Regions from separate parts of the Homo sapiens genome. Here regions 2, 3, 4, 5 and 6 are each linked to region 1. A link is a loop called in an ENCODE intact Hi-C map of the cell type or tissue named here. Cell type or tissue: heart left ventricle. All regions are shown on one strand.

Region 1 (5,000 bases):
CCAGAGAATAGTTTTTATTTTCTCTATGACTCTGTTCCCCAGTTATAGTAATCACAACGGATGAATGAGAATTTGCTAAATTTAGAAGGAAAGACATCACATTTCAAATAGAGGTAGCTCCATGTGCAAAGTCATGGAAGAATGAAATGATATGTCAACATCTGGGAACTTCAAATGATTCAGCGAATGGAGCATGAATTTGTGTAAACTTACATGATCATTTTAATCCTTAGGGGAAAATGCATTTGTTAAATGTACATGTATATATATTTTTGAGACAGGGTCTCACTCTGTCGCCCAGGCTGGAGTGCAGTGGTGTAATCATTGCTCACTGCAGCCTTGACCCCCTAGGCTCCAGCAATCCTCCTGCTGTAGCCTCCTGAGTAGCTGGGACTACAGGTGTGTGCCATCATGCCTGGCTAACTGTTATTATTTTTGTAGAGATGAGGTCTTTCTATGTTGCCCAGGCTGGTCTCTAACTCTTGAGCTCAAGTGATCTGCCCGCTGCAGTCTCCCAAAGTGCTAAAATTACAGGAGTGAGCCACCATGTTCAGCCTCAAATTTACTCTTAAAGTATTATGATTTTTTTTTGCCTAGATATTACTTCTAATTCCACTGGGATCATTTATATAAAAATCTCATCTGTAATTAATATAGAAATAGTAGTAGTGGTAATTCACATAGAAATAGAAATAGAAATAGTAGTATAGAAATAAAAATAATTGCCATATATCTTAAGTAATTATTTAGTAATTATTTCTTGCCTTTAGTAATTATTTTAGGTTAGGGAGAAGAGGTTGAGTCTCACAGTCAAGGAAGATACATAAAAACCACAAAAAGGAGAAAGAACTAACAAAAGCATAGCTGGAGCCATTTAACTAGGGGCAAATATCTCTAACAAGACTTGAGGATGTTGCTGCCTTACTATATACAGCGTAACAATGAATGACTCATGGTGTATGAATCACCTGGAACAGGGACAGTTTAGTTGAGGCTGAGTCAGTTCACAACGGAAAAGGCGATTCATTGACCATTTGCATGTGTTCCTTTGGCACTTACTAGATGTAACAATATTTGGGTCAGGATATTATAGAAAGATTTTCAACAATTTGGGTAAAATTTGGGTAAAAGAAGGAAGAATTATTTTTTTCTTCCTTTAAAGATTCTTTGAATCTTTAAAATATTCGAAGAAATACATTTCATTAATCTGCAAAATCAAGCTTATATTAAACTTACTCCTGGATGATACTGGATCAGTAAGGTAGAACTGCATTTCTTTTTCTTCCTTAACTGGAATTTAGATCTTAATTAGCTATAGGTCTCTGATCCTCTCTCAAAAGATTTTTGTTCATTTCCTTTGTTATTGTTTTGTTGTTATTCACTTGTTTTGTTTTGAGAACTTACACTCATTGCAAAATCTGACCTAAACTTATTTTGGCAGCAAAACTGAACTGAACAGACTGTGAAGCCATTTAGTTCAATTTATTCCACTTAGAGTGAATATTCCTATGTTCTGGTCCAGGATTACTGTTCCAGTTCTGATGGGGATATTACATATTTTGCAATATATTATTGATTACTTTTCTAAAAGCCAAGAAATTCTGAATTCTGAAACTCATCTGCCCGTAAATATTTTGGATATGGGATTATGGGCCTGTAAATCTCAGAGAATAAAATAGTGACATGCCTCTAACCAAGATGAAATTAATATCTTCCTATATGGAAGACAGCTAAATCAAGAATGAACTAGAATGAACAGCAGTGTGTAATATCGCCTCTTGAAATACTTTTAGAAACTACGCTGGGATAAATGATAGTATCAAGGCAAAGCATACTTGATTTAAAAAAAAATCTTTACAGAAAGTAAAATAAAGCATCTTGGTTTCTTCCTTCCATAAGCTTTGAGGTCTTCAGCTATGCCTGGAAACTCAGCAGTTCCCTCAACTCTACAGGCCTTTTCTCAGATGAGGTATTTGTTACTGAGACCCAGAGGTTTTGAGGAACTTAGGATGTCCCCCACCCTGTTGGTGGCAGAGTCTGGTCTGGACCTCCATGTTGCCTTTTCTGTTCTACCAGTCTGGCTTTCTGTTTAATTATTATTTCCTGACAATGGAATTGTTGGTAAAAAGCATGAGGTCTATATTTTATTCACATCACATACTACGTTCCTAAGGGTAGAAGAAATGATGGCGTTAAATCTGTTAGTATCAAGTCCTGTGTGTGGTCTCTGGAAAAGACCTACGGCCGGGTTTATGCGAACTTGAGCCTTCAAGCCTCCAGGTGGCAGTGTTGCTCCACTTGAGAGTTTCTGATACTACCTCCCTAACAAGCACTGTGTAAAGCCATCTCCGAGACTCGCAGAACAGAATTTTGGTTAAGTCTGAACCTGACGTTTCTGAGATTTTTGACACTGAAAATGTTTTATTGCTGGTTGCTTCTCCTACCACAACCTCAAAGGAAACATGGCTACTACTGAAAGGAAGAAAATTTTTGAATAGTTAAAATGGAATTTATAGCCATTCAAAGAAGTACATTAGGAGTTAGCATTTTAAAATTTCTGTGGCCTTTTAGAAAGGTTGGAATGTTGTAAAACAATTAATAATAGGTTTTCATAATCAAAGGTGATGAGAGGCAAGGAAAGAATCATTTCTGTGCCTCATCTCATCCACAGCAGCAATGGATTTCGACTAGTATAGGAGGGAATGAAAGGAGGCTATATTAAAAGTATGCTCTATTTTAAAGTTTTCCATGGGGGAGGAAAAGTTTACAATTAGTACAAGCCACTGAACCTGGTCATTCAATGTCTTTTCAATAAAGGGGAGTTCACAGGGTAGTAAAAGTATGAGTTTAAAAAGCAAAAGTCCAAATTCAGGTAAAAACATCCTCAAAAGTTGGTTAGATTGAAAAGAATCAATATGAGTTTTACTTTGCAGCGTATTTCAATTGAGACTTACTTCAAGTAGGGAAAGAAAAAAGACAAAACAAACAAAAACTCCACGCATCTTGCAATGTTTGAAAACATAGAGCAACCTCTGCTTCACTTTAAGTAGGCTACTTGATTTGCTGTTTCCAAGAGGGCAGGGACAACCCCAGTTGAGATGGGGACATCCGGAGTAGTGCTTCAATGTCTCGTGAGGGGGTGAAAGCACTTTTCGGAATTCTTGTCCAACAGGCCCTATATTTTACATAATTAAACAAGTTCAGGCAGTTTTCAGTGTTGGAAGAGTGTGTTGCTGATAAAACTGAACCTCCGAGTCAGGAGGGAATATGGCCGGGCATGGTGGCTCATGCCTGTAATCCCAGCACTTTGGGAGGCTGAGGCAGGCGGATCACCTGAGGTCAGGAGTTTGAGACCAGCCTGACTAACATGGAGAAACCCAGTCTCTACCAAAAATACAAAATTAGCCGGGCGTGGTGGTGCATGCCTATAATCCCAGCTACTTGGAAGGCTGAGGCAGGAGAATCACTTGAACCCGGGAGGTGGAGGTTGCGGTGAGCTGAGATTGCGCCATTGCACTCCAGCCTGGGCCACAAAGTGAAACTCCGTCTCAAAACAAAAACAAAAACAAAAACAAAAACAAAAAAACTCACTGAATACAAACAACGTATCTCCTTTCTTCCAATTTTAAGTCTTTTTCTAGTAGCTCCTGCTGTGTACATGTGGTTTGTTGTTAATATTGGCATATTACAGTATTCTAAATTATTTTATTTTCTTTTAGAAAGGGTCTCACTCTGTCACCCAGGCTGGAGTGCTGTGATACAAACATGGCTCATTGCAGCCTCAACCTCCTGGGCTCAAGCAATCCTCCAGCCTCAACCTTCCAAGTTGCTGGGACCACAGGCACATGTTACCACACCCACCTAATTTTTTTTAAATTATGTTATTCACACTTTTTTTTAGGATGATTAGAGATTAGGGCTCAGGAGCAGTGGAACATAACTTTGAGGAAATGCAATAAGTTCAGAAGAAGATGTGGTGACAAGAAAGCTGTAAGGAGGCTATATGCTGTAGAGATAAATGCCCAAGCTTTGGAAGCAAACAAGCCTCTGTTCAAATCCTGGCTCTGCCCTTATAACGTATGTACAAATTATTAAAGTGCTTAGTACAGTGCCTATCGTATAACAGATATGTTGGCTCTCATTACTTTTTCTTTCAACCCATATGTGGAAGCTTGCCCAGTGTGGAAGGTATCAATAATTTGAAAACTGTAGCTTAGAGGTAGCTTTGGGATATAGTTAATAATATGGTATCAAAAACATGTACTTCCTACTTAATAATTTGTTTGCAGGGAATGTTGAAGAAAGAATGTTGAACTCTTGATTAGATTTAGTAATGGACTGTCAAAACAGTAACGCTTTCCAATAAGTGACAAGATCTGTAGCTGGATTTGAATGTGTGTGCTACTTGTTCTGTTCCAAGCACATAAAAGGAATTATCTGTATGGGCTCAGTTATCCCACTGCCTTGTTAAGAGTCCAAAATTGACACAGCTGTTACTAGAAGTTCTTATCACTTTCTTTTTTTCAAGTAAAGAATAGTGGAAATAATTATTGACTGGGTGGTGTGTAGGAGAGCTTGGTTCTTCTTCTGGCCATTTGTAGAAGGCAAGTTAAATCTCTACAGGCTTTATAGGTCAACCTCTACACTGAAAGTTTCTGTTTTTTTTTATTTGTTTGTTTTTAAAGCTCTCACATTGAATATTCTGATAGGAGACTACAAGAATCACGTCAGGGCTGAGAAAAAAAATCTTGTTAGGAGATATTCAATACAAACAAATTGACAGGTCAAGAAAGCATGGTGAAATGAGCATTAGACGAGGACTCACCTATAGCTACCCTGTAAGTTGCAGAATGATATAAATTCTTCATTTGCAGCTTGGGAAACTGAGGTGTAGAGAGAGTGAAAATACTGGTCAGCCCTACTTTCTCCTTAGAGCTTTTCAAGATTCAAATGAAATGCCAGATGTGGAAATAACTTACTTTTATGTTACTCAATAGTCT
Region 2 (5,000 bases), 730 kb after region 1:
CAGTTTGACATGATTAGTTATCTGGCATAGGTAGTTATCTTGTTATGTATTTTCTTAACTGCTAAATAAGTTTCCCAATCCCCAAAACTTTATCTTTTAGTGTATTGATACTGATTCATGCCATTTTATTTTTAATACCTGTTTATTGGTGAACCCAAACAAAAAATATTTAAACTTATAACCTTGAGAATTATCAATCCAGCATGTTTGATTTTTGCAAATAGGGAAACTGATATTCATAAAAACAAAGGAATTTTCTACAATCGCATTGCTAATATGGGCTCTCTGCCACTAGACTATAGGACTTCTGAAATCTAGAGCTTGACTTTTCCCAGAATTCCTGTTTCTCCCTGTTATTTGATGCAAGAAGCCTGTTCCCTGCAGCTCTGATGAAACATTGCCAGTAAAATATTTCATTGAAACCACTAGAGTTTTTGCTTTGTTTTGGCCTTTGCATTGTTTCTAGTGACCCCAACATGTTCAAAGTCAGACTGACTTTGTGGCCACTTCTTTCTTCTTAAATTCTATTATAGCACCTACATTCCACGAAGAGCATTGCAAATGCTTATATAACCCACATGTGTAATAAAGCTCCACATGGCTCCCTGGTCTCTATTTCTCAATAAGTATGTAATGTTGATCATCAATAAATTGCAATGTGGTGGTCCCTCACCAAAAGGCTAAAAAGGAGGTAAAAGTGAGAGGTCCAAAGATGGCCATATAAAAGACCGTGTGCATACATCTTAGTCTGGCATTCAAGGCTCTTCATAACCTGTTCCTGCTCTGTTTATCCACGTTCACCTTATGTCACCTAAAAGGAACTCTTTGCTTTTAGTGGAACAAGTATTTTTAATGTTTTTTTTTCAGGTCAACTCAGATCCACTTTCTACTAGCTTTGCACCCCACGACTGCTTCATCGAATTTGGATACAATCATGAATATTCTTATTCCTTCCATTTCCCTCTCTGAATCTAATAATTTATATATAATCTCACCTTGTTCACCTACTTTCTTTACTCACCCATCCACATCTCTCTCTTCTATCTCTGAACTTCTTAAATACTTTTTTTACAGTACCACATCATGAGTCTTAGAACATATTTTACTTGACATTCAACTCTGTTTACATAGATTCTTACATATATGTTCTATTCTGCAACTGGCTTCTAAGGTCTTGGAAAAATTGTTGGTGTTTGTGTAATTTAGTTTCTCCTTAAGGCTGTACATACATGGTTCTATTTTGTTGGACACATGGTAGGATTGCACTTTCTCAATTTTTTTTAAATTAGGCACAGCTTTATGACTTGCTTTAGACAATAAAATGTAACAGAAGTTATATATATATATATATATATATATATATATATATATATATATATATATATATATATATATATATATCTCGTTTAAAGGCATAAGCTTTCAGAGCTAATTGATGGATCACTTCATTCCCATCTCCTGCCATGAGATACAAGTATGAAGATAGAGCCTCTATCGGCTTGGGTCCTTGAATGACTACAATGGTAGACTCTACTGTCAATCTGTGATGCATATATGTACTCTTAGTGAGAAATCAACAATCCCTTTGATACACTAGTAAGATTTGGGGATTCTTTGTTTCTGTAACATAACCTATAACGTCCTGCCAAGTTGAGCATCCTAGATAAATGTTGTACCTGCAGTGGATGGCCAGTACATACTTGTGAAGAGTTAACAGAATTAACTAGACAGTATAACTTATAATTCATTTTGGAAAAGCCCCAGTGATAACTAATAAACATAATCTGGAATACCAGTGAGAAAGTAAAAACAGCAAAAAAAATGATTTTTGTGCTGATTTACCCAAAACGAAGCTTAACAATTTCCTTTAACTCTGATTGACCTTTGAAGTACTGTGAAAGTCCCGGAACAGCCTGAAGTTGCAAATATTTGATGGCTCAATTACTGGAATATTCATTTCTAAGGCCAGTTTGGAAATGGGGAGGAGGTAAGACAGGAAAAGCTGGAAAAAAAAATGGATGTTTTATAAAATAAGCAAATTGTGGAAGTAAGCAAATTGAACAGGGATTTTTAAAAATTATTGGTATTACTCTGAGCCAGTCTGAGATGCACTTATATATTATAGTTACGTGTATTATGTGCATTTAATATATACACATGTTATATGCAGAAACATGTCAAAAAGCACAGGAGGCAGGCTGGCATGTATTTTTTCAGAAAGAAGAGTAGACAAAGCAAATAGTAACGACTTGGTTATTTATATAACTCATATAAAAACTGTAAGTAGCACCATTGTGACAAGATTTGTCCTACTCACAGTCATTTTCATTTTGCGTGTCATTTTCAAATAAACTTTGTATATGTATATAAGTGTGAATCATGGTGAAATTTCTTAAAAATAACGTAAAACATTGCAATATCCATTTAGTTATCTGAACTTTCATCATATAATTCATACAATATTATTCTACAAACATTAATTGCCAACTCAACTCTGGTCTACATAGTGCTCCAAAACAGCTTCTCAAACTTTAAGGTGTATATTATTATGAGGCGATTTTATTAAAATGCAGATTCAGACCCACTGGGACAGGGACTAAGATCCTGCATTTCTTACAAACTCCAAACTGATGTGGATGATGCTGGTATGGAGCACACTTTGAGGTACAAGTTTCTAAACAAAGTTTCTCATGTTGCAAATGGCCTGCCTAAAAAATAATCCTCCTCTTAGCCCTCTGAGAGGTCATAGCTCACTGTAGCCAGTAGTCATTGCTGAGTACCCTCCTCAGTGACTCCTCAGAGGTGCACCCCATGTTCATTTCATAAAGACTGAATGAGCAGTAGCATCCAGCACTCATTAATTTTTTCTGCTTACTGAGCATGGCCAAGGACAAAATCTACCATGTGCACAGTCCATTGCCGAACTCTTCTCTACTCATCGTGAATATGAGACCCATTGAAATAATAAAGAGTATGTGTTTCTGGGAGCCATGCTGAAAAATGTGCAGCCCAACCTGAGGCTTATCAAGGAAAGGGAAGCAAAATAAGTAGGCGAGGCTTCCTAAAGAGTAGAGCACCAAGTGACCCCACTGAATGTCTGTCTTCACATATATCTGGTGCTTATGTTCATTTGAGGCATATATGCCCTTGCCAATAGCATCCTGGCTAGCTTAGGAGGATGATGATGCATGAAAGTTTTGTAAACTATAGCTTCTTCATTATTCTGAAACACTGGAAATGAAAAAATCTGAATCTTAAGTACATTTGCATTATACCAAGAAATTCCCACACTATGTCTATCCATGAAAGTAAGAAATATCTGTTAGTTACTATGAATACATTCCTCTGTTGATAATTTTTTAGCATCTACTTTTGGGAAAGTTTCTCATTGATATTATCAAGAATATAAAGATATAATCATTAAAAAGTCATCAGAAATTTTTCAGCTATTTCAAGCACAAAGCCTAATATAAGAAAGTATGTTTGGGAAAGCCTGCTCATATTTTACGTTAAAAGTTTATAAGGGTTGCATTTTAAAACTTCATATAAGCTTAATATTTAATGTGAAAACTAGCATTTTTATTCTATTTTCTTAAAATTACATAATATAATAAGTATAATAATTTTATCAGTTAAGACCCAAATAAGTGCATTAAATCTCCAATTTACCCCAAAGTGCCAAATAAATATTATAATTTATATTTTTTTGACATATGAAAGGTAGAAAAGCAATATTCTTGGTACTATAGTAGTAAATGAGACAAAATCCCTGTTCTCATGTAGCTCTCATTCTCATGGGAGAGAAAAAAATAGTAAATTAATTTACAAATATGTAAAATATCAGGGAGAGTTGCACTTTCCACAGAGAAATGTAAAATGAGTTGTTCTATTAAGCATTAACAGTGGGGCTTCCTTCAGTTGGTGATAATGAAGGCTTCTGTTAGGAGCTAACATTTAAATTGGGCTCTGAAGGCCAAGGGGAAGCCAGTTATGCAGTATTGAGGGTGTAGGTATTACAGCAGAAAAAAGAGCCAATGCAAGAACCTTCAGGCTGAAAGTATTCAGCTTGTAGCAGGAAAAGAAAGGCCAGTGTGGTTACAACATTGTAGGCAAGAGGGATATAGTAAGAGATGAGCTTGGGAAGATCATCACAGGTCAGATTATATAGGATCACAGTAAGAAATTAATTCTGGGCATTAAGAGAAGCTGTTGAGGGCTTAACTGGGAATGTGGCAGCATAGAGCTAGTGTTAAATCCATGGCTTCTGGAGCCAGCCTACCTGAGTTCAGATCCCAGCTCTACTGTATTCTAGCTATGTGTTATGGAAAAGCTATTTAACTTCTCTGCACCTCAATTTCCTCCTTGCAAAATGTAGGTGACAATAGCATCTGCCTTAGAGGGTTGTTGTGAGAATTAAACAAGTTAAAATTTGTAGAGCACGTAGAATAGAGTTGGGCAGGTAGAGAGGCCATAGAAGGGTGTGTTTAGTTAGGAACACAGAGAGTCTGAATTTTGTTTATAAAAGATTATTCTGTTTTTACTGTTAACAATGGATTATAGAAGTACAGGGAAAGAACCAGGGCTACAAATTGGAGACCACTCAATAGAAGTTGGGTTGGACTAGGATGGAATTGGGGGTAAATAGAAACAAATATTTATAATTCCGTATTAGCAGTAAGGAGGTTATAGGACATCAAGTTAGAAAGAAAATTTTAAACATATAGTTAATATTATTGAGACCTTCACATATTGCCCAGGTCCAGATGAATAAAAGTAAATTTAATCATAACAAGCTTTAATATTTTGCTTCTCTAACAACTTTTGAAGGCTTCCTTTTGGTAAGTCTGTGTTCTCTCAGGACTTTCAGAGCACACCTTTTTACACCTTGCCCCATCAAGCATTTGCCAATATATTAATAGAAGATTATCTGGTGGTTCCCTGCTTTGCTGATGCCCAGGTGTTCTTCCTTAGCTTGATTCCCACTTCTTCCAGCTTCCACT
Region 3 (5,000 bases), 49 kb before region 1:
GACTAGCCAAAAGAATTTTATGAAATAAAACATACTTAGGGAACTTATATTACTTAATTTAAGTCCTTAACTGTGTTTTTGAATGTTATACCTTTATAGTACTAGTGTAAAGATAGACATACATGGATCAATGAAAATAATATATGATACAGAAATGACCCACATGTATGTGGTCAGTTGATACAAATGAAAACTTCTGGTTTTTAAAAGGCTTAATTGAGAACATGAAAAGTCAGGCCACAGGCTGGGAGAAAATATTTCCAGTCCATATATCTGACGTAGGACTTGTTTCCAGAGTATAGAAGAACTCTTACAACTCAGTAGGAAGAAGACAAGCTATTCATGTAAAGAATGGGTAAAAAGTTGGAGCAGATGCTTCACAAAAGAAAATATATGAATGACCAAGAAGCATAAAAAAAGCTGCTCAACACTATTAGTCATCAAGAAATTTCAAATTAAAACCACAATGAGATACTATTACCTAGTTACTAGAATGCTAACATTGAAAAGATTGACAGTATCAAGTGTTGGCAAAGATATGGAGCAAGTTAAACTTTTATACATTGCTCATGAAAATGTAAAATAGCTTTACCTCTTTGGCAAACTGTCTGGTTGTTTCACTTTTTTATTTTATTTTATTTTATTTTATTTTATTTTATTTTATATTTTATTTTATTTTATTTTATTTTATTGTATTTTATTGTATTTTATTTTATTGTATTTTATTGTATTGTATTGTATTGTATTGTATTGTATTGTATTGTATTGTATTGTATTGTATTGTATTTTATTTTATATTTTATTTTATTTTATTTTTGAGATGGAGTCTTGCTCTGTTGCCCAGGCTGGACTGCAGTGGCATGATCTCAGCTCACTGCAACCTCCACCTCCCGGGTTCAAGCAATTCTCCTGCCTCAGCACTCCCGACTAGCTGGGATTACAGGCGCGCACCACTCTATGCCTGGCTAATTTTTGAATTTTTAGTAGAGACAGGGTTTCACCGTCTTGGCCAGCCTGATCTCAAACTCCTGACCTCAGGTTATCTGCCTGCCTTGGCCTCCCAAAGTGCTGGGATTACAGGCATGAGCCACTGTGCCTGGCCTGTTTCACATAAAGTTAAATATATACTTTATTGTACAATCTCACAGTTTTATTCCTAGATACTAATTCAGAAGAAATGAAAACATTATATCCACACAAAGACTGTTCCAACAATGTCTCTAGCAGCTTTATTAATAGTGTCCATGAACTGGGACAACCTAAATGTTCATCAGCAGGTGAATGAATGAATAAATTGTGGTATATCCATACAATAGTATTCTCTTGAGCAGTAAAAAGAAATGATTGACATCTCAGAAACATGCTAAGGGAAAGAAGTCAGGAAGAGTACATACCGTCTGATTCCAATTTTATAAATCTGTCTAAAGACAAATTAATCCATAGTGACAGAAAAAATCAGTAGTTGTCTGGGGTCAGCAGTTGGGGTAGATTTCCCGAGAAAGGGGCACAGAAAACTTTTTGGATTGACAAAAATGTTCTTTATTGTGATGGTTGTGGTTGTATTTACATGAGTATATACATTTCTCAAAACTCATCAGAAAGTATGCTTCAAGTGGGTACGTTTTTTGATATATAAATCACACACCAGTAAATTTGATTAAAAAAACAAAGTTTTGAGTGCTTGTCAAATGTAAAATAATTCTATATTCGTTTCATATATCTTTATATGTGTTCATGATGTCTTTGTGTTCTGAATTTGCTGTTATATTGCAAGTTAATTGACAGATAATTTAGATTTCAGTAAAATTTTGAATCTGGATATTATGTATTTTCGGGTCTTGGTTATTTTATCACTCTGTCAGCCTTCTTTAGTAACTCTTGTGCATCACCTGTAGGATAGTAGCAGAAGTCCCCAGTCTTTTTTTTTTTTTTGAGGTGGAGCCTCACTCTGTTGCCCAGGCGGCTGGAGTGCAGTAGCACGATCTTGTCTCATTGCAATCTCCACTTTCCAGGTTCAAGTGATTCTTGTCCCTCAGCCTCCTGAGGAGCTGGGGCTACAGGTGTGCGCCACCATGCCTGGCTGATTTTTTGTATTTTTAGTAGAGATGGGGTTTTGCCATGTTGCCCAGGCTGATCTTGAACTCCTGGGCTCAGGCGATCTTCCTGCCTTGGCCTCCCAAAGTGCTGGGATTACAGGCCTGAGCCACCATGCTCAACCTTGAGTGGCTTTTAAATTCAGAAGTCTTACCTTAGAGTATTCATGATTCTTTTTAACAAAAATCTGGTTTACTCTTCTACCCAACCCCCAAGAAATTTTGGTGCTTAATAGAGATGGTATAGTGAGTATAGTGGTTAAGAGTGTAGATTTTGAAGTCAGATTACCTCCATTCAAATCCCAACTTTATCATTTCTATCTGCATAAACTTTGGGTAGTTATTTTTTGTCAATTTCTACCTCATAGGTCAAATGGTGATACATATCTTATAGAATTTTGGAGGATTAAAGAGCAAAGTCCATGTAAAAGCATGCTACCTAGCACCTAATAAGCACCAAGTGAATGTACTTTAGATATAATATTTTAGGATTTTATATGTTCTTGGTATATTTCCTGTAGTAGTAATATATATTTTTGTAAATTATTTTGTTCAAGTGGCTTTTTCTAGAATTATTACAAACTAGGTTATACCTTCTCAAGAGTCACGGTGTTAGTCCCAACTTTGACATCTTGGCTTTTAAAGTTTCAGCCACTAGATGGTGATATTTGACTGTCTAGCTAACTGGTCTGATTTTTCTGTTAGAATCAGTTGTATGTGTATGAAGCAGGAATATAAATTAGAATTTACCATGCATTTTGTTCTTGTCTAGGAAAGTATACCTACTAATGTAAATTTGAGGGTGATCTTGCTGTGTGACCCACATTCTGCAGATTACTCACATCAGTATATTTAATGACAGTGGTTTTGCCTCATGCTCTGTGGAAAAACATAGATACAGTCAGTGTAGAATGACTTTATTTTCTCACCAGCACATCTTCCAACCTTACTGTATTTGTGCCTATATGATCTGTCATCATTCCATTGTAATTATCAAAGGCCCACCACTCCACTTGTACTCTAGACCCCATCCCCTTGTGCCTTCTCAGGAACGTTGTTCTGAAATTGTCCTCTCATTTTTATATAATCTGTTTCTTCTTTTCTCTCGGTCCTTCTTGCTGGCATGCAAACATACCCTGATAACATCCATTTAAAAAGCTTCTCTCCAAATGCTCTGCCATTTCTCTGCTCCCACTGCACTACAAACTCCATTTCTTGATGAACCATCCAGTCATATTTCTGTCCCCATGAATCCACTGAAACTGCTTTTGTAAAGGTTATCAGTGACCTCCATGTTGTCAAATCCAGTCATCACTTCTCTGTTGTCATTTATTGTGCTTCTCATCATTCAGCACAGGTGACCACAGTCTTCCTAAATACACTGCTCTCTCATCTTCCACACCACCATGCTATCATGCTTGTCCTTGTCTCCATGTCCTCTCCTTTTTAATCTTTGCTTGCTCCTTTCCTTTTGCTCTCCAGATCAACAATCATCTGTGTTTGTGGAGCTGTTGCCAGCTTAACATAGACCTTGTATTTATTCTTCTTTCTTCATGGCTTACTTCTGTTTTTCCCTCACTCTTGATTGCGTGGGATCCTATCCACTCAATAAAGATTTAGCCAGTAAGCTTTGGCCTCAGGCTCTGTTTTCCAGGTAACCCAAATTATCCTGGATTTCTTTCTTTTTTTCACTCATACCAAGTCCAAGTTGAGCCAACTGTACATTTTCAGTGTGTTGTAAATCTTTTTTCCTCTTTCTGTTTTCACTTCTATCCTTATCTAGGGTTATCTCATACCTAAATTACTTTGGTTGTCTCATATCTAGCCTTCCTGTGTACATTTTTGTACCCTTACTGTCTATTCTTCTGGGTCTGACTGATCTTTTAAAAATGTAAATCAATAATTCATGTCTCACTGTTGTATAAAAACTCTGTGGATTCTTCATCACACATACAATTAAATCCACATGCATAACTATGGCTTATTGTATTCTCTGTGATCATGGCTTCGGCCCACCTCCCTGACCTCTGACTTCCTTTCCTCTGGTTTTATTTCCTTTCCACAAAACATGGTTTGGTCCTGCCCCAGGTTCTTCCCTTTGCCTGGAATGGACCTTCTCCAGATTTTCAGTTGTCTGACCACGTTTTGTCACTCAGGTCTCAGCTTGAATGCGTTCCTAGGAAGACCTTTCTTGACCGCCCATTCCGAATAGCCACTTGGTCACTCCCTATCACATTCCTCCATTTGTCTTTTATCACGGCACTTATATTTTAACTGTTTGTTATCTTTCTTTCCCTGTCCCCTTCTAACATGCATACACTTTAGAAAGTAAGATCTGGAAGAATAGTAGGGACCTTTTATATCTTGTTGGGTGCTGCATCCTTAGTACTTATTACTAGAATTCTACCTGTCCCAGGGTAGGTGCCCAGTAAATATTTATAAAGTGAATAAGCTGTTAACTATATAGCTCATTAAATTTAAAGCCACAGTAAATTAGAAGTCTAATTGGGAGTAAAGTAGCTAAACACATTGACATTTCTATTTGGTAAATGAGTGTGCTATCTAACTTATTTAGCTTGATCACCAGCTGTTCTTTACCTCAGTATAGGGCATTATCTCATCCTGCCCTGTTGTAGTCCATGGAACTATTCCCTTTGCTTCCTTCCTTGTGCTACTTCAGTTGCATACTGTTAAGATTGTCCTTAAACTGGCGGAATCAGACTTTGGTCATTTATTAACCACAGTGACTTTAAACCAAGTTTTTATCTTTTAATGCTTCCTATCCAACAGCTGCAGTAGGGCTGTGTCTGTTCAGTCTGTTCCAAACTGAAGTTGAATTAAGAGATATGCTGCAGAAATTATGAGAGACTATTGATTTGTTCAGTGCCAAGTTTCCTGTGATCTAAA
Region 4 (5,000 bases), 240 kb after region 1:
CTGTCTGAGAAAACATGCCCTTGAAGAAAGAGCACCAGACTGGATGAGGAGTCAGGAGGTATGTTGACTCTGACTGGTGCTGTCAACATAGGATGACTCATGCTGGCTCACCCAGGATTTTCCCAGTATTTGCACTGAGAACTGTCTTCTTCCCTCCCATTGGTTATCGTTTTCCCCATCCCACTACCTCCAAGTCCTGGGTCAACCAGTGTAGTGGGTCAGCAGTTAGGTGCATGATCTTGAATTAGACACTCAATTTACCAGTTTTGGGTTCCTCATGTGTAAAGCAAAGAGGATGGATTAGATGTTGATATAGTTTTGCTGTGTCCCCACCTAAATCTTATCTTGAATTGTAGTTCCCATAATCCCTGCATGTTGTGGGAGGGACCAGGTGGAGGTAATTGAATCATGGGAGTGGTTTCCCCCATGCTGTTCTCGTGATAAATGAATTTCATAAGATTTGATGGTTTTATGAACTTCTGGCATTTCCCCTGCTTGTGCTCATTCTCTCTCCTGCCGCCCTGTGAAGAGGTGCCTTCTGCCATGATTGTAAGTATCCTGAGGTTTCCCCAGTCATGGGGAACTGTGAGTCAATTAAACCTCTTTTCTTTTCTTTCTTTCTTTTTTTTTTTTTTTTTTTTTTTTTTGAGATGGAGTCTTGCTCTGTTACCCAGGCTCTGGAGTGCAGTGGCATGATCTCTGCTCACTGCAAGCTCTGCCTCCCAGGTTCACGTCATTCTCCTGCCTCAGCCTCCCAGGTAGCTGGGGCTACAGGCGCCCGCCCCAACGCCCGGCTAATTTTGTTTTTGTATTTTTAGTAGAGACGGGGTTTCACTGTGTTAGCCAGGATGGTCTGGATCTCCTGACCTCGTGATCTGCGCGCCTCAGCCTCCCAAAGTGCTGGGATTACAGGCGTGAGCCACCGCGCCTGGACTAAACCTCTTTTCTTTGTAAATTACCCAATCTTGGGTATTTCTTCATAGCAACATGAGAATGGACTAATACAGATGTCTGAAGCTCCTTGCAGGTCTAACATAAGAGTTTATCTCAAAGTCATGATCTTTCTTGTTCTTATTTAATTTTTATTTTTTTTGAGATAAATTCTCACTCTATTGCCCAGGCCAGAATGCAGTGGTGTGATCTCATCTCACTACAACCTCCGCCTCCCAGGATCAAGCAATTCTCCCACCTCAGTCTCCCAAGTAGGTGGGACTACAGGCACGCACCACCACGCTTGGCTAATTTTTGTATATATATATATATATTTTAGTAGAGATGGGGTTTCACCATGTTGGCCAGGCTGGTTTTGAACTCCTGACCTCAACTGATCTGCTTGTCTTGGCCTCCGAAAGTGCTGGGATTATAGGTGTGAGCCACCATGCCTGGCCCATTATCTTTCTTTTCCATTAATCTATCTGCTTTCTCCTTCAAATAACCATGAAAATCTTAGAGATTAAGTCCTCCTTTGTCTTTGTATTCTATTTTTTAATTTATACCAAATCAATTCAGCACCAGGATTTCCTTCAGAGAATCAAGCATTACTCTCAAAGATTGGCAATTGAGATAAGATAAAGAATTAAGTTAGCATGTTTGTAGAAAATGCAACAAAATCTATTGTTCACTATAACCTAGGCAATCTGCTAATACAAACTCCAAAATTGCCCACATACTCTGAATTGAGAGAATAGGAAGAGGAGTTGCAAAGAGAAGCTTTCACAGACAGCAGAGAACTGGGTAGGTTTCTAAAGCTTGTTTAGTGTTAAGCTTTTTTTTTAAAGATTTGTTGAGATGTAATTCAAGTTATCATGTAATTTACCAATTGAATGTGTACAAGTCAATGTTTTCCTGTGTATTCAAAGACATATGCAACCATCAACACAATTTAAAAAAATTTCATCACTTCCAAAAAAAAAAAACCCTTTATCTTTCCGCTATCACCTCCCAATCCTCCTATCCTTCCATACACTCAGCTTTGAGTAACCATGATTAGTAAAGTACTAACTGTGTATTAATGCTTTACCTTCTTATTGCTGAATAATATTCCAATGTATGGACTTACCACATTCATTTATCCTTTCATTAGTTGATGAACATGTGCATTGTTTCCACTTTTTGGCTCTTAAGAATAATGCTTACATGAACATCCATGTCCAAGTTTTTGTGTGGACACATGCTTTCATTTCTCTTGGGTATATATCTGGAAGTGAAATTCTGGGTTATGTGGTAATCCTGTTTAACTACTTGAGGAACTTTCAAACTGTTTTCTAAAGTGGTCACACCAATTTACATTCCCATATTCTCATACGTGTATGAAGGTTCTTATTTCTCCACATCTTTGCCAACACTTGTTTTTAACTGAACTTTGTAATTCTAGCCATCCTGGTAGGTGTGAAGTGGTATCTCATTGTGATTTCTATTTATATTTCCATGATAACCAATAATTTTGATAATTTTTCATGTGCTTATGAGCCATTTATATATCTTCTTTGCTAAAACACCTATTCATAGCCTATGCCCATTTTAAATTGGTTAATTTGCCTTTTATTCTCAAGTTGTAAAAATTCTTTATATATTGTAGATATAAATCTCTTATATGTAATTTTTGAAAATTTTCTCCCATACTGTGGGTTATCTTTTTACTTTCTTGATAGTGTCCTGATCTTGTTCCTGATCTTAGGGGAAAAGCATCCAGTCTTTCACCATTAAGTATGATGCTAGCTGTGGGTATTTCTAGACAACTTTTATTTGGTTGAGGAAGTTCCCTTATTTGCCTAGTTTGTTGGGTGTTTTTATCATTAAAGGGTATTAGATTTTGTCAAATACTTTTTATGCATCTATTGAAAAAAATCTTGTGGTTTTAATTTTTTATTCTATTTATATTTTATTGATATGGTGTATTGCATTACTTGATTTTCAGATGTTAATTCAATCTTGGATTCCTGGGATAAATCCCACTGGGTCATGATATAATTTGTATTATATGTTGCCGGATTTAGTTTACGATTTTGTTGAGAATTTTTGCACCCAAATTTATAAGAAATATTGGTCTATAGTTTTCTTTTCTTATCTGGCTTTGGCATCAGGATTATACTTTCCTAAAAAAAAGAGTTATGAAGTGTATTCTTCTCAACTATTTTTTGAAGAGTTCGTGAAGAATTGGTATTAATGCATGGTTAAATGTTTGGCAGAATTTATCGGTAAAGCCATCTGGACCTGGAGTTTTGTTGTGTGAATAGCTTTTTATTATAAATTCAATCTCTTTACTTGTTATAGGTGTATTCAGAATGTGTATTTCTTCTTGAGTCAGTTTTGGTAGTCTGTGCTTTTCTAGGAACTTGTCCCTTTTATTGGTATACAATGGTTCATAGTATTTGTTTATTATTCTTTCTATTCCTGCAAAGTTATTATTAATTTCTCCTCTTTCATTTCTGATTCTAGTAATTTGAAATGTTAGTATTATGTAATTTTTTGTTGGTCAATCTAGTTAAAAGTTTGTCAATTTTGTTGATTTTCATTATTTGTTTTATTATTTTTCTCTATTTTCTCTATGTTATTTATTTCCATGCTGATCTTTAGTTTTCCCTTCCTTCTTCTTGCTTTAGGTTTAGATTTCTCTTCTTTTTCTAATGTCTTAAGGTTGTTTGAAGATTAGGTTATTTATTCGAGATCTTTATTCTTTTCTAACATAGGTATTTACAACTGTAGGTGTTTCTGTAAGAACTTATTCAGCTAAATTCTATGTGTTTTGGTATGTTGTATTTTCATTTTATTCATCTCAAAATATTTTCTAATTTCCTCTTTGATTTTTTCTTTAACCCATTATCTGTTGAGAAGCAAATTTCTGTGTTATTGATTCCTAATTTCATTCCATTGTGGTCAGAGAATATGCTTTGATTTCAGCCCTTTAAAATGTAGCAAGATTCATTTTATGGCCTAGTGTATGTTCTTTCCTGAGGAATGTTCCATGTGTACGTTACAGGAATACATATTCTCCCTGATTGGTGGAGTATTTTATACAGAGATGTATGTTATGTCTTGTTAGTTTGTAGTGTTATTGAAGTCTTCTATTTCCTTGTTGATCCTCTGCCTATTTGTTCTATCCATTGAAAGTGGAATATGGAAATCCCCAACTATTCTTGCTGTGGTATTTAATTTTTAATTTGGAAGACAAGTTCATTCTACTTCATTCATTAGACCTGAGTCTGAATAATTTTGGATATTTCCAAAACAAAATACATGTCCCATGCCCACATTATATTAAAGACGTGTTAGTTATCCTTTATCATAGTTTATACTGAATTAATATACTGAGCCTGAATGAATGAAGGTTCATTTCAATATTCCAAGGAGCAATGGCAAGCAGGGGCATATACAGAGCTGAATCATTACACAAAATTTTTAAAACAATACTCTTTCCAACTATATTTATTATGAAAGTTTAGTATGGCAGCTACACTGGACATCATGCTGGATCTCGAACCTAACCACCATTCACAGTAATGTTTCTGTTGCAATTTGTATCCAAGTTCAAAACACTAATCTACATACTTTTAAAACACAATTAGCTCAAACACTTGAGTCTGCCTGGACTTTGAGTTCCTGCCAGGTTAAATGTTTAACTTTTGTGGCCCCAAATCTCATGAAACAACAAGGCTTTCTTGAAGCCCTTTCATACTAGCTATTGCTATGCATACAATGTATTTCAAAACAGTTCAGATGTTAGAGAGGAAGTGAGCAGCACCACAGGGAAGGAGAATTCATGTCGTGATAGCAAACAAATAGTACATTTTAATCATATGATGTCGTGGGCTTCTCAGACTACAGCTAGTATTTGATGTCTTATTACTTTATGTTGTTCCTTGGGGATACCAAAGATTGAGGCAGTTTCTCTCCCAAGGATTAAAGCTGGGTGAACTTATTTTGGGAACTAATACTTTGATAAAAAAAATAGATGTCATACTGACCTGTTAGTGATTATGGCATTCAGTGTAGACTATAGA
Region 5 (5,000 bases), 260 kb after region 1:
TCTCCCTCTTCTTCTGCTACACACTTCATTTATTATTAAAATTTCCTTTAGAATCTTAACTCAGAAGAAGTCAAGATGTATATATATTCGGGATGATACATAGAGAGGGTTGCATGGGTTTGTGTTTATGGATTTATGTTTGGAAATGGAGGTGGAGAAATGTCAGTGGACCAGGAAGAAAAGTAATGCAGGAGCATAAAGCAACTGGAAATACAGGAAAAAGAGAGAATTATGTGTTTCAAAAAATTACACTCCACTGTTGGACAGCTCTGATGGTGAGAAAGATTCTCAGGTTGTTTCCACTCATTAAGTTTTGCCTCCAGGAGCAATAAAAATCAATCAAATTTATCTCCAGCAGAACAACTTCTCCGAATTGAAGCTAAGATTATATTTGTCAGAATTCTAAGGGAACAAGTAATGTATTCCCAATACAAATAAATGTATAGTAAAAATTATTGATGATAGTAAGCATACCCTTAATAGTTTTGTTAATCAAATCACATACTGTAAACATTTCCAAGTAATGCCTTTTAAATAATTTTAGCATTAAGTAATTAGCTTAACAGTACATTCATGAACAGTTGTTAGTCCTACTGAATGTCTTTTTTCTGGCTTTGAATCAAAAGGATGAAGCAGCTTTAAATGGAAGCTTCTGCAATTCTAAGTGCTAGAGTCTCTTGGACCTATATTTAACTTCAATAATTTTGCCTTATTTCAGGCATCCTTTTCCAAGAAGAATTCTTCTACTATGGGGTGGAGTGGAGGTTGGAAGTTAAACTCAACCAATACAGGGAACAAAGCGCAATAAAAATCAAAAGAAAATATTTACCTCTGGGCAAAGGACACACACACACACAGCATGCATGCATGCACACACCCATGCTATTTCATTGCTCTGACCTCACTCCCTAGTAGCAAGAAGACCTTATATATGTATTTTTGTAGGCTCTGCTCCTTGGGCCAAAGGCAGAAATCTCTGAGCTTTCACCTTACTTTCTTTCATGTCTAACAACTGAATGAGGAGAAGAGTTGAGTTACTTTAAAAATAATTCTTGCTAACAATTGATGATTGAAACTCTATTCTTCCAGATCTAGCTATGATGCAGGTTATTTAATTTTAAATATTGCATCCTGGAACAATGTGATATTATATAATTTCTAGTTAGCTAGCACTTTGACTCTTAAAATTGTCAAGTGCCCTAAGGGAGAATAGGTGGATCGCAAGCATTATATCAGAAAAGCCATCTTCCCAAGTTGGCTACCAAAAGCATTTCAGCTATCCATACGAGGATCAACACCAGACAGTTGGTTAGCATAATGAATGTCAGATATATTTCTTTAATTTGTGACATTTGTGGCTAGGTAACATGATGGATACTAGAAACAGGCTCACATTGATAACATTAAAGTTATTCAAGACATGTAGTTTGGCTAAAATATTTTTAAAGATACTTCCCACTTTTGCATAAAGAAATTCTAACAAATAATAAATTCTATAACCTGTTCTTTAAGAATGTTGCTTGAAGCTTAATTCCTAAGTAATACTGTGTCTAGCCATTAAGTAGGAAGATTTCAAGTAGGTTAACACTAATGTCAGAGAACCTGGACCCTACCTTCTGAAAATTGTGTCCACCTCACAAAAACCTTTCATGGAAGGTGATGGTTTGACACCAAAAGGAGATCTAGGACTTCACTGAACTCACAGAAAAAGATTGCATTGACTATTTTGTTCTTCCTTGCTAATGAAGCTAGTCAGTCAACATGTATGGCAGAGTAGGGCATGGGACTTTTTGTACACAGGCTGTGAAAAGTAGCTAATATATGTGCACTCCAAACCTTTTCAGCATTTAATGTCATCCACCAAATAGGAGCTTAGAGTTGTGTGTGATCAGAATGGTTTGGGTCAATGTGTCATCCACCCCAAAGAATTTTTTTTTCAACTCTCTGTTCACTATAGCTCCTTATTTTAAACATCTTCAGCAGATTGAGACAGGACAAACAGCTTGTCATCATCAATTTGAAATTCCCTGAAAACTCAGGTTGTCATGAACAACCAAAGGAAGAAGGGTTGAGAGGCTAAAGAGAAAGTACATTGGGTCAGCTGGGGCTGTTCTCTGCCTGGCTGATGTGATGATCTTTCCCAAAGGGCAAGTGGGGACGGGAGACCAGTGTTCCTACTTATCTCCAGGGAGGGCTACGCTATGTCATAAAAGTCTGAAATGAGAGATTTTTATGTCCCTTTGGATTAGCTGCAAGGGTCAATGGAACAGTAAAGCCTGCATCATTTCCCTGCCCCTTTCCCTAGGCAAGGCAATGTGTGTGGTCGTCTGGGCAGAGCAGAGATGGTAGAATAAGTTGTCCCAGCTGGAGATGCTCTGGGACAAATCAGTGACTATGTTTTTTGTTACCCCTTGTGGCAGACTGCTTTGTTAGAACTTTGAGATAATCATATTACTGATATAAACTGAGTAAATACAAAAGATTTTGTCCTAATTTGAGTCTGCTTTATGTTCAATTATTGGTGATGTCATCTGACAAGTCATTTCCCATTTGCCTTTTGGGCTTTTGTCTCAGAAAGAAGGATTAGTAACTCAGAGTGATGAGATGAGCAGCTGTTGCTTTAGGAGAATCCAGGTGAAAGATGATGGTAACAGGTCTTTGTGTGTCCTGATTTCACCTCTCATCCTCCATCAGCTGGGGTTTTCTTGGCAGCCACAGCTGGAGCCACTGGGTGGAAGTAGGAAGATAGTCAGAGCCAACACCATCAGGAAGCAGATACATCACCCTGAGAACGGGAAGTGCTAGTCATTTAATAGTCTGTGCCAGATGACCTGCAAGAGAGAGAGAGGCACTAAGTTTTCTAGACAAAGCGCATGTTGCCTGGGAAAGTGGAAATTAAGACACTTTAAGAACTTTATCTTTACAATTATCTATATTTTACAGTTTCCAGCTCAATTTATATGGGTAATACAAGTTTCCTTGAAGATAAAATCAGGGTTTGGAATATGCAGTTATCATTGACTGTTAGAACATGTTCAGGCAAGGCTTGGGTATGTAAGTTCTTGGAACTACCACATTCCCTTTACTTGCCAGTTTTGTCATGAGTGGTTCTATTGATTGCATCTGTGGCTTTTTCTGGGTTTGCACTAGATTTGAAGACAGATAGGTGCAGCTTGGTAAAAATTATTTCTCTAATGGCAGTGACATTTTCATTTTATCTGTTGTGGAATCACAGTTCTTATTTTTCAGTTGTAAGATAGCATATGGGATTGTGATATATTTTCTGATGTCTCCTTCTACTTAACCCTGGTGCCCTGGGTAGGTGTTTTCTAGCAGGTTTTCACTGCATGTGTAACCATGTGTATGTGTGTGTGCATGTGTGTGTGAAATGCTCTTTCAGCATTTCAACTCCATAGGGCTTTTGCTGTGAAAAAAATGTCAAGATTTGAGGTTATTATAACCTGGCTGGGCCTAAAGGAAGAAAGTCATTTTCCAAGTGCTGACAACTACAGAAAAAGAAAGGAGCCAAATAACCAAGAGTGGAAGGGAACGGTTTGATTTTTACCTTCTAGCCCCTTGGTGTGGAATTAGAATATAATTGACCACTAACGTATTGAGATGGGCAAGGGGATACAAGGGTAAAGTGAATTTTTTCTCCAGATCATCAGCTAAGGTGTATTCTATACATTTCTGGGTCCTGAATGAGTCAAACATTCCATATGTATTTATTTTGTGTCAACAGATATTTATTAGGGCCTAGGGTTACTGTAGTAAAAGAATCAAGGGTTAGACCTCATGAAGTATGCTGGAGGGAGAGAAAAACAGGGAAACAGGTGAACATAAAATACAATTTCAGGTAGAGAGAGAGATATGAGAAAAAGTGATTAAGTAGAAACTTGCATTAAGTTCGAGAGGTAACCTAAGGAAGACCTGGGGCGGGAGGAGAGTGTGGAGGAAATGAAATAAGACAGTGTCTGGGGCTGGATAGTGGTGGGGGGCTTCAATCTCTGCTGACTGGGAAGCCTTGTGAATTTCCAACATGGAACTGAGGCTCTCTGATTTATGGCTTTAAAAGCTCACTCTAGTGCATCAACTCTTTTGTACTTTGCTGGCTATGTATCAGTGCTAGTAGAAAATCATTGTATTCTCAAAACAATTATTGAGAGGCCTCATGATACCTTTCATAAAGCTCTAGAAGTTTGTAACACTTTTTGATTGGGACCTGGAAAAGAAATAATTGGGGCATTCTTTGAAGTTGTATATTAATTCATTAGTTTATAACTCAAAGGGGGAAAATGTATAATTTAAAGAAAATGCCAGGAAAATAATCATTTTTAGTTGATTTGCTTACTATGTACTGCTTTCTGTGGTCAGGCCTTGCATTGGTGTCAGAAATTTGTTGGTTATTCAGCTGTCTATCAGTTATGCAAGGCAGTCTAACATGGTGAGTCAGAGGTGGGTCCCCAGAGGACAGCTGACTGCGTTTGAAATTCAGCTTTGCCAGTCCTAACAGCCACTTAGCTACTCTAGGCCCTTGAATAATTGCAAAGTATGGCATAATATGAGTGTCACCCTTATGGAGTTTTGTGAGGATAAAATGAGATATTATTATACATAGGAACTGCTTCTGACACCACTTAAGTACTCAGTGAAAGTTAGCTAGCTACTATTACCATTTTTGCTAAGGAAATTCCAACCATAGAAGATTTTTAAATTTCACACATGATAAATCAATGATAAGTTAATTTTACATAATTTGGAAGCCTGAATGGGCAGAATTATGAGTCTGGAATATAGTATTTTGGGAGTAACACTCAATATTAGGGTGATATTATGTTAGCACTAGACAATAGGCTTGATGGGGCTGGCATCGTTAAAGGAGAAAAGGCCCAAGCCTAGGGCAGATTTATGGTTTGAGGCTGCCAATAAGGATTTATAGCAACAGATGAGGGTTAGGGGTGTGAGGCATGCAAAAATGAGCTGAATTGAGAAAAGTTGCT
Region 6 (5,000 bases), 440 kb after region 1:
TGGCTAAAGGTTTGATAATTTTGTTAAACTTTTCAAGAAACCAACTTTTTGTTTCATTAATTTTTTGTATTGTTTTCTTCAGCTCAAATTCATTTATTTCTGCTCTGATCTTTATTATTTTTTCTCCTACTAATTTTGGGTTAGGTTTGATCTTGCTTTTCTAGTTTTTAAAGATGCATTGCTAGGTTGTTTATTTGAAGCTTTTCTTCTGTTTTGATGTAGGTATTTATAGCTATAAACATTCCTCTTTGTACCACTTTTGCTGTATTCCACAAGTTTTGGTATGTTGTGTTTTCATTATAATTTGTTTCTATAATTTTTTTGATTTTTTTCTAAATTTCTTTATCGACCCACTGGTTATTCTGGAGCACATTGTTTAATTTTCATCTATTTGTATAGTTTGCAAAAATCCTCTTGTCATTTTTGTTTTTTTATTCTATCGTGGTCAGAGAAGATGCTTGACATTATTTTAAAGTTTTGAATGTTTTCAGGCTTGTTTTGTGACCTAACATATGGTCTATCCTTGAGAATGATCCATGTGCTGAGAAAAAGAACATGTATTCTGCAGCCTTTGGATTAAATATTCGGTAAATATCTATTAGGTTCATGCGGTCTATAGTGCAGACTAAGTCTGACGTTTCCTTGTTGATTTTCTGTCTGGAATATCTGTCCAGTGATGAAAGTGGGTTGTTGAAGTGTGCAGCTATTATTGTATTGGGATCTATCTCACTCTTTCACTCTAACAATATTTGCTTTATATAACTGGTTGCTCCAGTGTTGTATGCACATACATTTATAATTGTTATGTCCTCTTGCTGAATTGACTGCTTGATTATTATACAGTGACTTTCTTTGTCTCTTCTTACAGTTTTTGTCCTGGAATCTGTTTTGTCTAAGTATAGCTACTCCCACTTTTTTTTTTTGATTTGTTTGTTTCCATTGGCATGGAACATCTTTTTTCATCACTTTATTTTTAGTGTATGTGTGTCTTTACAGGTGAAGTGTGTTTCTTGTAGCAACAAATCATTGTGTCTTGTTTTTCATCCATTCAGCCATTCTATGTCTTTTGATAGGAGAGTTTAGTCCATTTACATTCAATGTTATAATTGATAAGTAAGGACTTACTCCTCGCATTTTACTATTTGTTTTCTGGTTTGTTGCGGTCTTCTCTTCCTTCTTTCCTTCCTTCCTGTATTCCTTTTAGTGGAGATAATTTTCTCTAGGGGTATGATTTAATTTCTTGATTTTTATTTTTGGTGTATTTGTTGTATTTTTTTTTATTTCAGGTTACCATGAGGCTTTCAAATACTATCTTATAAACCATTATTTTAAGCTGATAACAGTTTAACAGTTTTTGCATAAAAAACAAATAAGCCAAAAAGAAAACTAATACAAACTCTACACCTTAACTTCATTTTCCTGCTTTTTAACTTTTTGTTGTTTCTATCAATATTTTATTGTTCTATGTCTTGAAAAGTTGTTGTAGTTATTAATTTTGATTGGTTCATCTTTTAGCCTTTCTTCTTAAGATAAAAGTAGTTTATACACTATAGTTACAGTGTTATAATATTCTGTATTTTTTCTGTGTACTTACTATTACCAGCGAGTTTTTTTTTTTACCTTCACATGATTATTACTCATTAAAGTCCTTTCTTCCTGATTGAAGTACTCTCTTTAGCATTTCTTGTAGGAAAGGTCTGGAATGGATGAAATCTCTTAGTTTCAGTTCATCTTGGAAAGTCTTTATTTCTCATTCATGTTGGATGGATATTTTCACCAGATATACTATTCTAGGGTAAACATTTTTCAGCACTTTAAATATGTTATGCTACTCTCTCCTGGCCTGTGAGGCAGCAAGTTCTCTTCTGGACCAGGGTGTGTCTAGATATGTTGTCTGGGAACTAGAGCCTGGAATCCTATTCTACTGTGGCTGAACTGGTATCCAAGATGTAAGAGAAAGTCTCTTTGCTCTTTCCTCTCCTCTTCTCAAGCAGAAGGAAGGAGTCTTTTTTGGAGCCATGAGCTATGCAGACTAGGATTGCGGCAGGGGAGTCACAAGCACTCCCTTAGCCATCTTTTCAGGTTTCTCAGTAGGTTGTGTGCCCTCTCAGTCCACTGGCTTTGAGTCTAGCTCAGCAATAGAATTCTCCTAGGAGTTGCAGTCCTTGTGGCCTAGACTGCCTTTCAAATGTATTCAGAGCCCCACAGCACTTTAGCCTGTGGTGGCATGGCTTGCCAGAGCTCAAGGTTCAACCACTGGGATGGGTAATTTCCTTCTGGCTAGACCCAGTCCAAATGCTCCTTCTGTGGATGGGCATCAGCTAACTACAGCTCAGTTCTGCTTTCTGCTGTGACGGCAGAACCAAGTTCAATGCAAAGTCTCACAGTCATTGTGTTCTTCTTCCACAAGTGCACAGGTTCTCCATATCACACAGCCACAGGGGTTAGGGGGAGGGGTGGCTTTAGTAATTCAAGACGGCTTTTTCTCCCCTTCTCAGTGCCTCTTTCAGTAACATGAAGTTAAAACCAGGTACTGTAAGTGCTCACCTGATTTTTGGTTCTTAGGAAGGTGCTTTTCTCGTGTAGATAGTCGTTAAATTTGGTGTTCCTGCATGGTGGGGACAATCAGTGCAGTCTCCTATTCTGCCATCTTGCTCCACTTCTGGTCTCTTCTTTTAAGCTCCAATGTCATGACCCAATTACTTCCCAAAGGCCGCCTTCTAAATACCACCATGTCACAGGTTAGAATTTTAAAATAAGAATTTTGGGGTCACACACACACACACACACACACACACATATATATATATACATATAGATGTATATTTATAGTCAAAATTCATTATTCACAGTTTCTATATTTACAAATTCACCTACTTGCTGAAATTTATTTATTTGTAACCCAAAATAAATGCTTGGGACACTTTTGAGGTTATTCACAGACACAAGTAGAGTGAAAAAAATTTGACTTGTTCAATGCATATATGCCCAGCTGAGGTTAAACAAGGCAGCACTCTGCCTTTTTGTTTCATGTATAATAGTGTAAACAAGGGTCCTTCCATAGTCTATTTATTGCCATTGTTTTTACTCGTGTGCTTCTTGTTAGTGATCTCACCATTTAAAATGGCCCAAAAGTGTAGTCCCAAAGTGCTGACTAGTGTTCCTAAGCACAGGAAGGCTGCAATGAACCTCATGGAGAATATATCTGTGCTTGATAAGCTTAATTCACATATGGCCTATAGTGCTGTAGGTCATAAGTTCGATGTTCATGAATGAACATTTATTTACTTAGCAGTTCTTGAGTCAACCTTTAAGAAAAGGTATCTTTAAACAGAAACATTCATAAAACAAAGTTATATATTGATCTGTTGATAAAAATGTGACCAGAGGCTTATAGGAACCTCTTCCTGTCTTTTCTCTAGGAAGAATGTTTCAGTATTTACTAATTCAGTGCTCACAGCATTTTTGTAAACATAATTCCATGAATATTGAGAATTAACAGCATAGATTACATCCGTAGATATATAGTAATTCTGTGAGTTGAAAGGAAGTTTCTATCTATCTGTCTATCTATCTATCTATCTATCTATCTATCTATCTATCTATCCATCTATACATCCATCTATCTGACATCAGGTGTGGGATATTTCGTATTAACAGAAGCCAAGCACATATTTCCACAAAGTTAAAAACCACTGAGATCTAAGCACTAGCATAGACTTAGCATAAGTCGTAGCCAGTTTTGTGTTTCCATGTGGGTGCTATTTTTATTTTTAAAATACATTACTTGGCTGTATGCTTTACTGCTCTCCTTCTTTTCTCCCCATATCTGGTATCTTAGCCAAATGTGTCTGACTGCATATCGTTGCCTCACACCCATAGGGTATTTTGTTTTGTTTTGTTTTGAGACAGAGTCTCACGCTGTCACCCAGGCTGGAGTGCAGTGGTATGATCTCGGCTCACTGCAACCTCTGCAACCTCTGCCTTCTGAGTTTAAGTGATTCTCGTACCTCAGCCTCCCAAGTAGCTGGGATTACAGGCGTGTGCCACCATGCCCAGCTAATTTTTGTATTTTTAATAAATACAAGGTATCACCATGTTGGCCAGGCTGGTCTCGAACTCCTGACCTCAAGTGATCCTCCCACCTCAACCTCCCAAATTGCTGGGATTACAGGCGTGAGCCACTGCAACTACCATCCATAGTGTTTTTCGAGTTTATGCTTAGCTCCTATTATTCTTTTTACATCAACTACTTTGCTCTCTTTACATGCACAGACCTGAACTATTTTCCTTGAAGTATTCCCCCATTCTCACTTCCCTACCTCCAGACAGCTATAATCTCTCACTTCTATAAATACTATGGTCTCTTCATCTCTGTGGCAGTAGCATATTGTACATTTGATTTTGATGATTTGGGTACTTGTCTCACTCATTTTGTGTTTCCCACTTTGCCTAACCCAAGGCCTTGTTCAATATATGTTTACAGAATAAAAATATTTAGTTCTCAACAATTTTAGGTCACAAACCTCTGTAAAAATGATTAAAGCTTATTCTCAGAAAAAAAATGTAGTACAACTTAAAAGTTGTACTGCATTTCTGAGTATTTGAAGCTCTCTTCTCCATCAACACCACCTCTCCAAGTCCACAAAGTCTTTGTTAAAAACTTCTTATTTACTTCAGTCTCCTCAGAATGACAATGGAAAGTTGATGTCCACGGAAGTCAAGTAACTTGTCTCAGGCTAGTGGGAAAGCTAAGACTGGTGTTGGCATTTTACAATTTTCCGAATAGAGGTTTTTCTATGTGGGTGACTTAATCTTGACCATAATAATGTTCTCCTGTTTGCTCCAAATGAGGAGACAGACAACTAAAGGAAATTTTGTTCACTCTTAACCACAGACTACTGTGCTGATGGATGCTGTTGAAGTCAACAAGGAAGTATTATGTAGAGTCAACAGAAAGCAGTGGACAGAGAAACAGGAAATTGATTACAACCCTCCAA

What was found. A loop is a pair of places that touch in the nucleus more often than their neighbours do. Peaks named below come from ENCODE experiments on the same cell type or tissue, not always from the same donor. Only the 100,000 strongest peaks of a DNase experiment are listed, where the experiment ranks them.
Region 2: a loop joins it to region 1, with 4 times the contacts of the local background. A loop is called at or near these places in 14 of 110 quality-filtered maps.
Region 3: a loop joins it to region 1, with 3 times the contacts of the local background. A loop is called at or near these places in 28 of 110 quality-filtered maps.
Region 4: it touches region 1 in a loop (4-fold over the local background); 18 of 110 quality-filtered maps call a loop at or near these places.
Region 5: it touches region 1 in a loop (2.5-fold over the local background); 19 of 110 quality-filtered maps call a loop at or near these places.
Region 6: it touches region 1 in a loop (2.5-fold over the local background); 2 of 110 quality-filtered maps call a loop at or near these places.

What each region holds. Positions count from the first base shown.
Region 1 is chr5:40,685,614-40,690,613 of GRCh38, reverse strand. All of the region lies in intron 2 of PTGER4 (prostaglandin E receptor 4), which reads right to left. Among named protein-coding and RNA genes, the nearest start is that of PTGER4, 8.2 kb to the right of the region's middle. In heart left ventricle, CTCF peaks have their summits at 2,065 and 2,268 (motif pointing right); a DNase peak (open chromatin) is centred at 2,273; H3K4me3 peaks cover 3,176 bases; H3K27ac peaks cover 1,926 bases.
Region 2 is chr5:39,960,127-39,965,126 of GRCh38, reverse strand. No RefSeq gene overlaps it. Among named protein-coding and RNA genes, the nearest start is that of LINC00603, 90 kb to the left of the region's middle. In heart left ventricle, no CTCF peak of the experiment used is centred here; no DNase peak of the experiment used is centred here.
Region 3 is chr5:40,734,232-40,739,231 of GRCh38, reverse strand. The region is part of intron 2 of TTC33 (tetratricopeptide repeat domain 33); the gene reads left to right. It also overlaps a transcript of PTGER4 not described here. Among named protein-coding and RNA genes, the nearest start is that of TTC33, 19 kb to the left of the region's middle. In heart left ventricle, a CTCF peak has its summit at 2,746 (motif pointing right); no DNase peak of the experiment used is centred here; H3K27ac peaks cover 813 bases.
Region 4 is chr5:40,442,223-40,447,222 of GRCh38, reverse strand. No RefSeq gene overlaps it. Among named protein-coding and RNA genes, the nearest start is that of LINC00604, 200 kb to the right of the region's middle. In heart left ventricle, no CTCF peak of the experiment used is centred here; no DNase peak of the experiment used is centred here.
Region 5 is chr5:40,427,763-40,432,762 of GRCh38, reverse strand. No RefSeq gene overlaps it. Among named protein-coding and RNA genes, the nearest start is that of LINC00604, 190 kb to the right of the region's middle. In heart left ventricle, a CTCF peak has its summit at 2,707 (motif pointing right); no DNase peak of the experiment used is centred here; H3K27ac peaks cover 382 bases.
Region 6 is chr5:40,243,043-40,248,042 of GRCh38, reverse strand. All of the region lies in intron 2 of LINC00604 (long intergenic non-protein coding RNA 604), which reads right to left. Among named protein-coding and RNA genes, the nearest start is that of LINC00604, 5.2 kb to the right of the region's middle. In heart left ventricle, no CTCF peak of the experiment used is centred here; no DNase peak of the experiment used is centred here.